Linked DNA regions of Homo sapiens: all the other regions are linked to region 1. Evidence: chromatin contacts called from ENCODE Hi-C data. All regions are on one chromosome and are shown on one strand. Each heading gives the region's core, a stretch centred on a gene start or an enhancer-like site at or near the end of the contact. The rest is flanking DNA. Distances are from core to core; before and after follow the strand shown. Region 1 holds the start of NOL4L-DT (NOL4L divergent transcript). Region 2 holds the start of PDRG1 (p53 and DNA damage regulated 1). Region 3 has its middle 8.9 kb from the start of MYLK2.

The links. A loop is a pair of places that touch in the nucleus more often than their neighbours do. Pooled maps may share reads with other maps.
Region 2: a loop to region 1 is called in a pooled map, with 2.8 times the contacts of the local background. The contact joins the promoter of PDRG1 here to the promoter of NOL4L-DT in region 1. A Hi-C loop is called at or near these places in 1 of 168 maps with a recorded cell type or tissue (adrenal gland) and 1 of 50 pooled maps.
Region 3: a loop to region 1 is called in a map with no recorded cell type, with 5 times the contacts of the local background. The contact joins the enhancer-like site here to the promoter of NOL4L-DT in region 1. A Hi-C loop is called at or near these places in 1 of 37 single-sample maps with no recorded cell type.

Annotation. Positions count from the first base shown.
Region 1 is chr20:32,586,085-32,588,784 of GRCh38, forward strand. NOL4L-DT (NOL4L divergent transcript) reads left to right here and starts at 1,395. Exons shown (of 3, transcript NR_034152.1): 1 at 1,395-1,472.
Region 2 is chr20:31,950,703-31,953,402 of GRCh38, forward strand. It overlaps PDRG1 (p53 and DNA damage regulated 1), which reads right to left and starts at 1,344. Exons shown (of 5, transcript NM_030815.3): 1 at 1,173-1,344. The coding sequence starts at 1,259.
Region 3 is chr20:31,809,127-31,811,826 of GRCh38, forward strand. No RefSeq gene overlaps it. Among named protein-coding and RNA genes, the nearest start is that of MYLK2, 8.9 kb to the right of the region's middle. Within about 2 kb of position 1,290, at least 9 of the 41 ENCODE cell types and tissues checked have a DNase peak (open chromatin) inside an H3K27ac peak, as active enhancers do.

The sequences.
Region 1 (2,700 bases), core at 145-2,644:
CCCCACCGCCCCCCTCCTACCTGGGCAGATCTGACCTTGGGTAGAGCTAGCTGGTCCCCTCCCCCTTAATGAAATTACCAACATAAATAAAGGCACAGGCCAATTCCCCAGGATTTCTGTGCCCCTACCCCCCACTTCCTTAACAGGTCATGAGGAATTGCTGCACTTCTCTCCCAGCTGTCCCCGGGGGTCCACCCCATGTCCCCATGACACTCCTGCAGGCAAGTCACCATCCAAGTCCTGAGGCCCAGACTTTGTCTAGTGCAGGACCGTTTCCTGCGTAGGAACTACTGTCTACTCCCATCCCAAAGTCCCCCACCCCAGGACCTACTACGTGCCATGTCCTGGCAACTCTGAGAGGCAGAGGGAATGGCTCCATTTTACAGACGAAGACCTGGGGCTTGGAGAGGTGGCCTGACCTGCTCAAGGTCATGCAGGAAGGAGGGGTGGGTTTCAGCTCATGTGCATCTGGCTGCTGCTGCCATATCACACACAAACTCTTCCCCTTTCACCGCGCTCGGAGAGAGCCCCACGCTGTGTATACCTGGCTCACTTCCCCCAGTAGACAGGGAGCTCCAGATGCTCAGGGCCATATCTGACCCATCCTCATATGCACAGGCCCTAGCACAACACCTGGCACACAGTAGGTGCCAGTAAATGCTGAAAGAACCCTAGAGGTCTCCCAAGCCCCAACCTCTCTCTGCATTTCACATGGGAGATTATTTTTAGATAATTTACATTTCATGTTACTTTATATACACCAACAACTCCACAGTCATTTTTCCTCTTTATCTTCTCAAGAGCTCTTTTTGGATCTATGCTGGTATGCATGCCCGTTTTTAAGAGGTGACCACTCAGAGCGGGGAAGGCACTACCCAAAGGCCAGCCCCAGGGGCGCAGGGGCTTCTGTGATTAAGAAGCTCAGACCCTGACTTTTTCCATGTGTCCCTTGACGGTTATCCTTCCAGCACACTCTTCCTGAGAGCAGAGATGCTCTAGCCTGGCAATGGTAATGATAACTGTGGCAAATATGCCCTGTGCCTGGGTGGTGGGGTCCTTGTGTGAGCCCTGGTCTCTCTGTCCAGTTCCAGGACCCACTTCAATAACCACTAAGCCGGACCACCTCTCCACCCAGGCTGGGTCTTTGCCTGCCTTTCAGAAGCTAAAAACCTGGTTGTCAATCTTGGGCTGAGTTCTGGCACAGCAGAATGTATAGTATAATGAAAAGAACATGGGCTTCGGGTGGAGTCAGATTTGGAAGTGAATCCTGATGATTATTTGGCGTGGCATTCTTCATGCTCACAGGTCCCACTTGGCTACTTCACAATGGAATGAAGCCATCATTCCACCCTTTGCTGGGTAACCTCAGGCAGGTCACTGAGCCCCTACTTCATCATCTGTATAGCGGGACAGGATGTCACAGATGTAGAGATTCAACAGGATGAGAGTGCCTGAGCTGTGACGGGTGCCCAGTAAGTGCCATTTTCTCCCTCATGGGGCCTCGAAGTATTCAAGGAGGAAGACAGGCATTGTTGGCACTTTTTGTGCTTCATTCATTCAACAAACATTTGTTTAGCAGCCATTGTGCAGCAGGGGCTTGGGATATGGTCATGGGATCCCCAAGGTCCCTGCCCTACGGGAGTGCACCAATGGGTATGGAAGATGGCTATTGAACAAACCAGCTATTGATCACAACAGCCCGGGGAATGGGCCACGAAGGAAAGAGAGAGCTGTGATAGCAAATAATGCAAAGAAGGGGCTGCTTTTCTTAGGGGGATCAGGGAAGGCCCCTCTAAGGAGGTAGCATCTGAGCAGTGACTTAAATGACAGGTGCCAAGGCATGCTGTTCCTGCATTCCAGGATGAGGGAAGAGCAAGGGCAAAAGCCCCAAGGTGGAAGGAGATTGGCATTTTCTAGAAGCTGGAAGGTGTCCAGTGTGGTGAGACTGAAGTGAGGGAGGAGGGGTTGGAGGGCAGGAGTCTTGAAGACCCTGGGAAATACTTTGGATGGCATTCCAGCTGCTATGGGAGCTACTGGCGAGTTTTAAACGAGCAGGACTGTGGGGTAGAGAAGAAGTGAGGAGAGGAGGGCAGCTGCAGGGGTCCAGAGGTCTGTGGTCTTGGAGGTCAGAGGCCTGGAGGTGTCCCTACTGTGTGACAGCTCACTGCACCAGGCACGTCCCAGCCTCTTGCCCCAAGGGCTCCTGGGAGAGTGGAACAGCCAAGGAGTGAGAACAGCCTACTGCGGCCCATCCCCACTTTTGCAGAAACAGACCCTGGGTCTTCAGCCTATCCGTGTCACTGGGGTCCTTTAGGAGGGGCATGCTGGGTGGGGTGTGGGGTAAGTCTCCCACAATGCCCAACTCCTGGGGGGATGCAATCACGGTCCCAGGGGGCAGCTGCTCTTTTTTGATTTCCATTCCAGACACCTGCCAAAGGAAAAAGTAGGCTGCCCCATGAATCAAAGGCCAGGAGATCCTCTGCATTTTTAAAAATTTTGAGACAGGGTCTCGCTCTGTCTCCCAGGCTGAGTGCTGTGGTGCAATTGCTGCTCACTGGAGTCTCTACCTCCCAGGCTCAAGTGATCCTCCCACCTCAGCCTCCTCAGTAGCTGGGACCACAGGCATGCACCACCACACGCAGCTATTTTTTTTTTAATTATTTTTTGTAGAGACAGAGTCTCTCTTTGTTGCCCAGGCTG
Region 2 (2,700 bases), core at 94-2,593, 640 kb before region 1:
ACTGTGATTAAGCAGGCCTAATGTTTATTTTTGGACAAACTTCTCCAGCTGATTCTGAACTAGTAATATGAGAAACCCAACAATACTAGATTGGAACAGCAGGATTGGGGGCACTGAGACAGTGGTAACAACACAATAGCTACTAAGGAAGTGACGCAGTAGTACAGTATACTGCACGAGTGCTGGTTCTGGATTTGGAATACCCAGGTTCGAATCCTGCTATCTGCCTCAAGCTGTGTAATTTCACCTTCCTATTTACTCCTCCTCAAAATGGAGCTACGGACAGTACCTACCTTACAGGTTATTGAGCCAGCAATTAAATGACTTAACACAGTACCTGGCACATAGTAAGTAGCTGATAAACTTTAACTGCTCTTATTCTCATCCAGCACACCCTGATCCAGTACTTAATTTGACAGGATCTTGCCCAAGTTTTCCCCTTCTCAGTAAATACCTGACCCTTCTAACTGGAGATGAGAGGGAGTCACGACTCCCCCGGCTCCACTACCACGGCCTACTGAGTCTGTCTCCAAAATACATTTCTGACCCCTTCACTTCTCTCCACCACCACTACCTAGTCCAAATCCATCTCTGGTCTGGACCATACCAATGGCCCCTCACCCATCTCCCTGCCTCCGCCCTTGCCCACCTATATTCTGTATTCCACACAGCAGCCAGGGGGGATCCTTTTAAAACCTAAATCCAATTACGTCACCCTCCTTCCCCCAGGAACTCCCCTCAAAAACTTGGCACTTAAAACAAGACACCCCATAAACAGGGCGCCACCTTCCCCCACGTCCCCACCCCTGCCCGGTCACAAGGCCCCCTCAGGCTTCTTTTCGGTTCCAGCTCTCCCCTGAGGGCCTTTACAGGGCGGTGCCCCTAGATCAACCATGGGGCCGGGAAGTGCATTTTGAAACAGGTGCTCAGGGAAACGGCCCAGAGCATGATGGGTCGAGATCCACAGAGCATGGCAAGGGGCAGAGAAAGGATGAAGAGAGAGGAATGTCCAGCATAGCGCAGGCGCTCACTTAGTAGCGGCCGAATATTTATCGGCCCAGGTCTGTCGCCTCGGAGCCGTTAACCGCCTGTCCAGGTCAACTCACTGCGACCCCGCGCGCTTTCCCACGGCGCCGGCCGCCAGGCCCCAGCGCCGCGGAGGGGCCTCTCACCTGCCGCTTGTCCGCCAGCACCTCCTCGGCGAGCTCCTCCACTTCTACAAGGTACCGCAGCACTCGCTCTGCCTCGGGTGATAGCATAGCGCCCACCAACTCCGCTTGCGGCTCTCGCGCGACCCCGGGATCTCCGCTTCGACTCCCGCTGCGCACGCGCCGCTCTCTAGGTGCTTCCGGCGCGCCTGCGCAGTTAAAAGAACGGTGGTGCGCAGGCTCTAACACTAGTGCGCCAGCCGGCTGCGAGAGGCGGGGCCTAGCTTTGGGGGCGGGGCTGGAGCGCCCTCTGCAGGCTCAGAGAGCTCAGTCCTCGGGCTGCCTCTGACCCGTTACTCCCTCGGTTCATGCTTCTTGAGCACTTATTATGTGCCAAGCAGTTTTATGTGCTTAGGATGCAGCAGTGAACACAACAAAATCCCTGCCCTCATGGAACTTCATCCTAGTGGGAAACACCGACAATTAATGGCAAAACAATTATATACCGTGGCAGGTAGTGATTAGGATCTGGGAAATATTATTCTTCCCCTGGCTAAGAAACACCAAGAAGGCCCATGTGGCAGTGTGACTTATGTTTAATCTCTGACACTTTCAGTTTCTAATTTATAAAAAGGGGGTGAATAAAAATCCGCCTCAGTGTCTCTCCACAGGATCGGAAGGAAGCAGGAATCAGCTGGGCGCAGTGGCTCATGCCTGTAATCCCAGTACTTTGGAAGGCCAAAGCGGGGGGATCACTTGAGCCCAGGAGTTCGAGACCAGCTTGGGCAACACAGTAAAACCTCCGTTTCTACTAAAAATACAAAAAAAAAAAATTAGCTGGGTGAGGGGGGGCGCGCCCGTTGGTCCCAGCTACTCAGGAGGCTGAGGCGGGAGGAGCACCTGCATCTGGGGAGTCGAGGCTGCCCTGAGCTATGATGGCACCACTGCACTCCAGCCCGGGTGACAAAACGAGACTCTGTCTCAAAAAACAAAGGAAGCAGTAATCACTTTTAATTCCGTTTAACCAGAGTTCACTTGAGCCCCTGTGTTGGGCCCAATGTCCAGAGTAGCTGGCCTATACATAAGGAAGGGACTTGAAAACTATGGGCAGTAAGCAATGAAGTGCTAGCTCAGAAAAGCAGGTGGGTGTGGGTGGTAGGATTGGGAGGACTTCCCAGAGAAGGCAGGCAGGTGGAAAATGGTTACCATCAGAACCAGAGGGTTCCCACGAGGTCTTCACGCCCAAACTCCTCATTGGATAGCTGGAAAAAACAAACCTCAGAGAGAGGCAAGGCTTTGAAAAGAAGGTGAGGGGTGAGCCATGTGGATGCCTAGGAGAAGAGTGTTCCAGGCAGAGGGAACAGCCAGCGTATGTGGAACAGAATGGGCGGGGGGGAAGCAGGCAGGAGGTCAGAGGGAAGGAGGCATTGAGCCCACATGGCTGTAAAAGGCGCTGGGAAAGGACTTTGAAAGTCTAAAGAGCAGAACCGATATTATCACTCTGATGTCTCGCCTCCCTGATTCCAGCGTTTTATTCTCTCCTTTTGACCTC
Region 3 (2,700 bases), core at 40-2,539, 780 kb before region 1:
CCAGGAGGTTGGGTGCGGTGGCTCACGCCTGTAATCCCAGCACTTTGGGAGGCCGAGGCAGGTGGATCACAAAGTCAGGAGTTTGAGACCAGCCTGACCAACATTGTGAAACCCTGTCTATACTAAAAATACAAAAATTAGCCAAGCGTGGTGACAGGCGCCTGTAATCCCAGCTACTCAGGAGGCTGCGGCAGGAGAATCGCTTGAACCTGGGAGGCGGAGGTTGCAGTGAGCCAAGATCATGCCACTGCACTCCAGCCTGGGCGACAGAGCAAGACTCCATCTAGAAAAACAAAACAAAGCAAAACAAAACAAAACAAAGACTCTACCTGGGGCTGTGATGTGTCTTTTGGGAAGAAGGGTGGGATTATAATCTCACTCCGGTTAGAGAAATGATGGGTAACCTTTAACAAGTTATTCCTCTTTTGGGGGCTTCAATTTCCACATCCGTCAAATAAGATTGAGCTGGAACAATTAATAAGGCTCCTTTCAGCTTAAATATTTTTAGATTTTTTTCTAGGCAGTTTTTTAAGCCAAACCAGCCCTACTTTTATATTTATATGTCTTCTATAGCCAGTTGTTCAATCCCTGCAAGAGAGCAAGCTCTCCTGTCCCTGGGTTTCCATGTGGACTTCAACGAAGTATGTTGGAGACCAGTGTTCTATCTTGTTGAGGACTTTCCAAGGGTTGTTCTGGAAACGGAAATCTAGCCCAGATCACTCCAGGGGACTAATCCCTGAATAATTCTGTCCCCTTGACACGCACACATATTTTCTGATGTTTTTCTTGACCTTGGAACTGGTTAAAGACTGCATAGAATGTTCAGTGAATTCTTGCAGACTGCCACAAAGAAGTCCTTCCCATCCAAGATATGATTTCCCCCCCAAGATTGAGATTATTTTGGAAGTAATCCTTCTATTGTTGGAGGCAGTTTAAGGATGTCACCATAAAATGGACTTTACCTTGTTCTTTTTCTGTTTCTCTCCGTTGCGATTCAGTTTTTACGTGTTCATGGACAAGGAGACCTGGGTTATTTTTGGATAACTGGCACAGGGTTCAAGAGAAATACAGAATTATTTCATGGAATAAACCCTAGATTGGGAACTGGGAGAGCTGCTCTCGCTTTGTGACTTTGAACATGTTGTTTATATTCTCTGGGTCTCAGTCTCCTCATAGAAGTTAGAATGATCTTGCTAGAAAGGACCCTTCCTCTAGCACAGTGGAGGGGAATTTCTCTCCCGCCTTACCATGCCCCAAAGGCACTGTGGGCAGCAATGGTGACTGTTACCCACCCAGCTAGCCAGTGTGACTCAGAGTGGCCGTGCTTGAGTCACATATTCAGTGTTGTCAGTGGCTGTGTCACCAAGGATTGCCAGAGGCCTTTGCTATTTTCCCACAGCTAACAACCTGACAGGATAGGGTCAGCAGCTTCTAGTTAACAGCTGGCCAAAAGAAGCAGGGAGACATCTCTGCAGGGGAGGAGGTTCATGGGAGTTTGTTCAAGCAAGAGAGGCTTTTTCTCTCTTGGTAGTTTGTTACTGCAGCAATAGAAAACGAATGGGGGAAGCAACACAGAGCACACAGTCACTCAGGAGCTGGGAGGGGTTGCCAGTGCGCCTCCCCTTCATGAAACCACTTCACTTTTTTTTTTTTTTGAGATAGAGTCTCGCTCTGTCGCCCAGGCTGGAGTGCAGTGGTGTCATCTCGGCTCACTGCACCCTCCATCTCTTGGGTTCAAGCAATTCTCCTGCCTCAGCTTCCCGGGTAGCTGGGATTACAGGTGCCTGCCACCAGGCCCGGCTAATTTTTTTTGTATTTTTAGTAGAGACAGGGTTTCACCATGTCGGCCAGGTTGGTCTCAAGCTCCCAAAGTGCTGGGATTACAGGCGTGAGCCACCGCGCCAGGCCAGAGCTTCACTTTTTGTGCATCTCTCTCTCCTTGGAACATTTGCTGTACTGATGACTGGGTCTCAGTGTTCTGTGTTTCCCCACATACACCACAACGCTACTCTTGTGAGCTACTCAGAGGCCTAAGCATCTTGGCCTGTGGGACTTTTATTCTCTAAGACAGTGGTCCTCAGAGTGTGGTCTGTGGCCCAGCAGCAACAGCATCATCAGGGACTAGAAATGCAAATTCTTTATTCCCACACTAGACCTACTGAGTCAGGCACGCTGAGGGTGGGGCCCAGCAACGTATATTTTAACAAGCACTCCAGGGGACAGTGATGCGTGCCTAAGTGTGAGGACCACTGTGCCAGGAGAGGGACCTGCAAATCCTGACAGACAACAGGTCTCCTAATGCAGGTACCCATGGGCCAAGGAGCCAGCAGCCACTCTCCTGTGACCTTAGTGCCCAGCCAGTCAAGAGCCTGTCTCAGGGTGAGAACATCTTCCTCCCTTCCACAGCCCCTTGAGGGGTCACCTTTGTACAGTCTGACTGAGTTAGACACGGGAGAGCTGCTGAGCTTGTTGAGTGGATGTTTTATCTCCTTAGCCAAGACTCCATTCCCAGAATGAAGACGGAGGGAAGAATGCTTTTCCATATGTTCTTCCAACAAGTCATATGACAGATGAGGAAACCGAGGCTCAGAGTTTAAGTTACTCATCCAAAGTCATGCTGCTAATAAATGGCAGAGTCAGAATTTGGACCCACGTCCATCTGCCCTCCAGTGTCCTTTCTACCGCAGCAACTTGCATCCC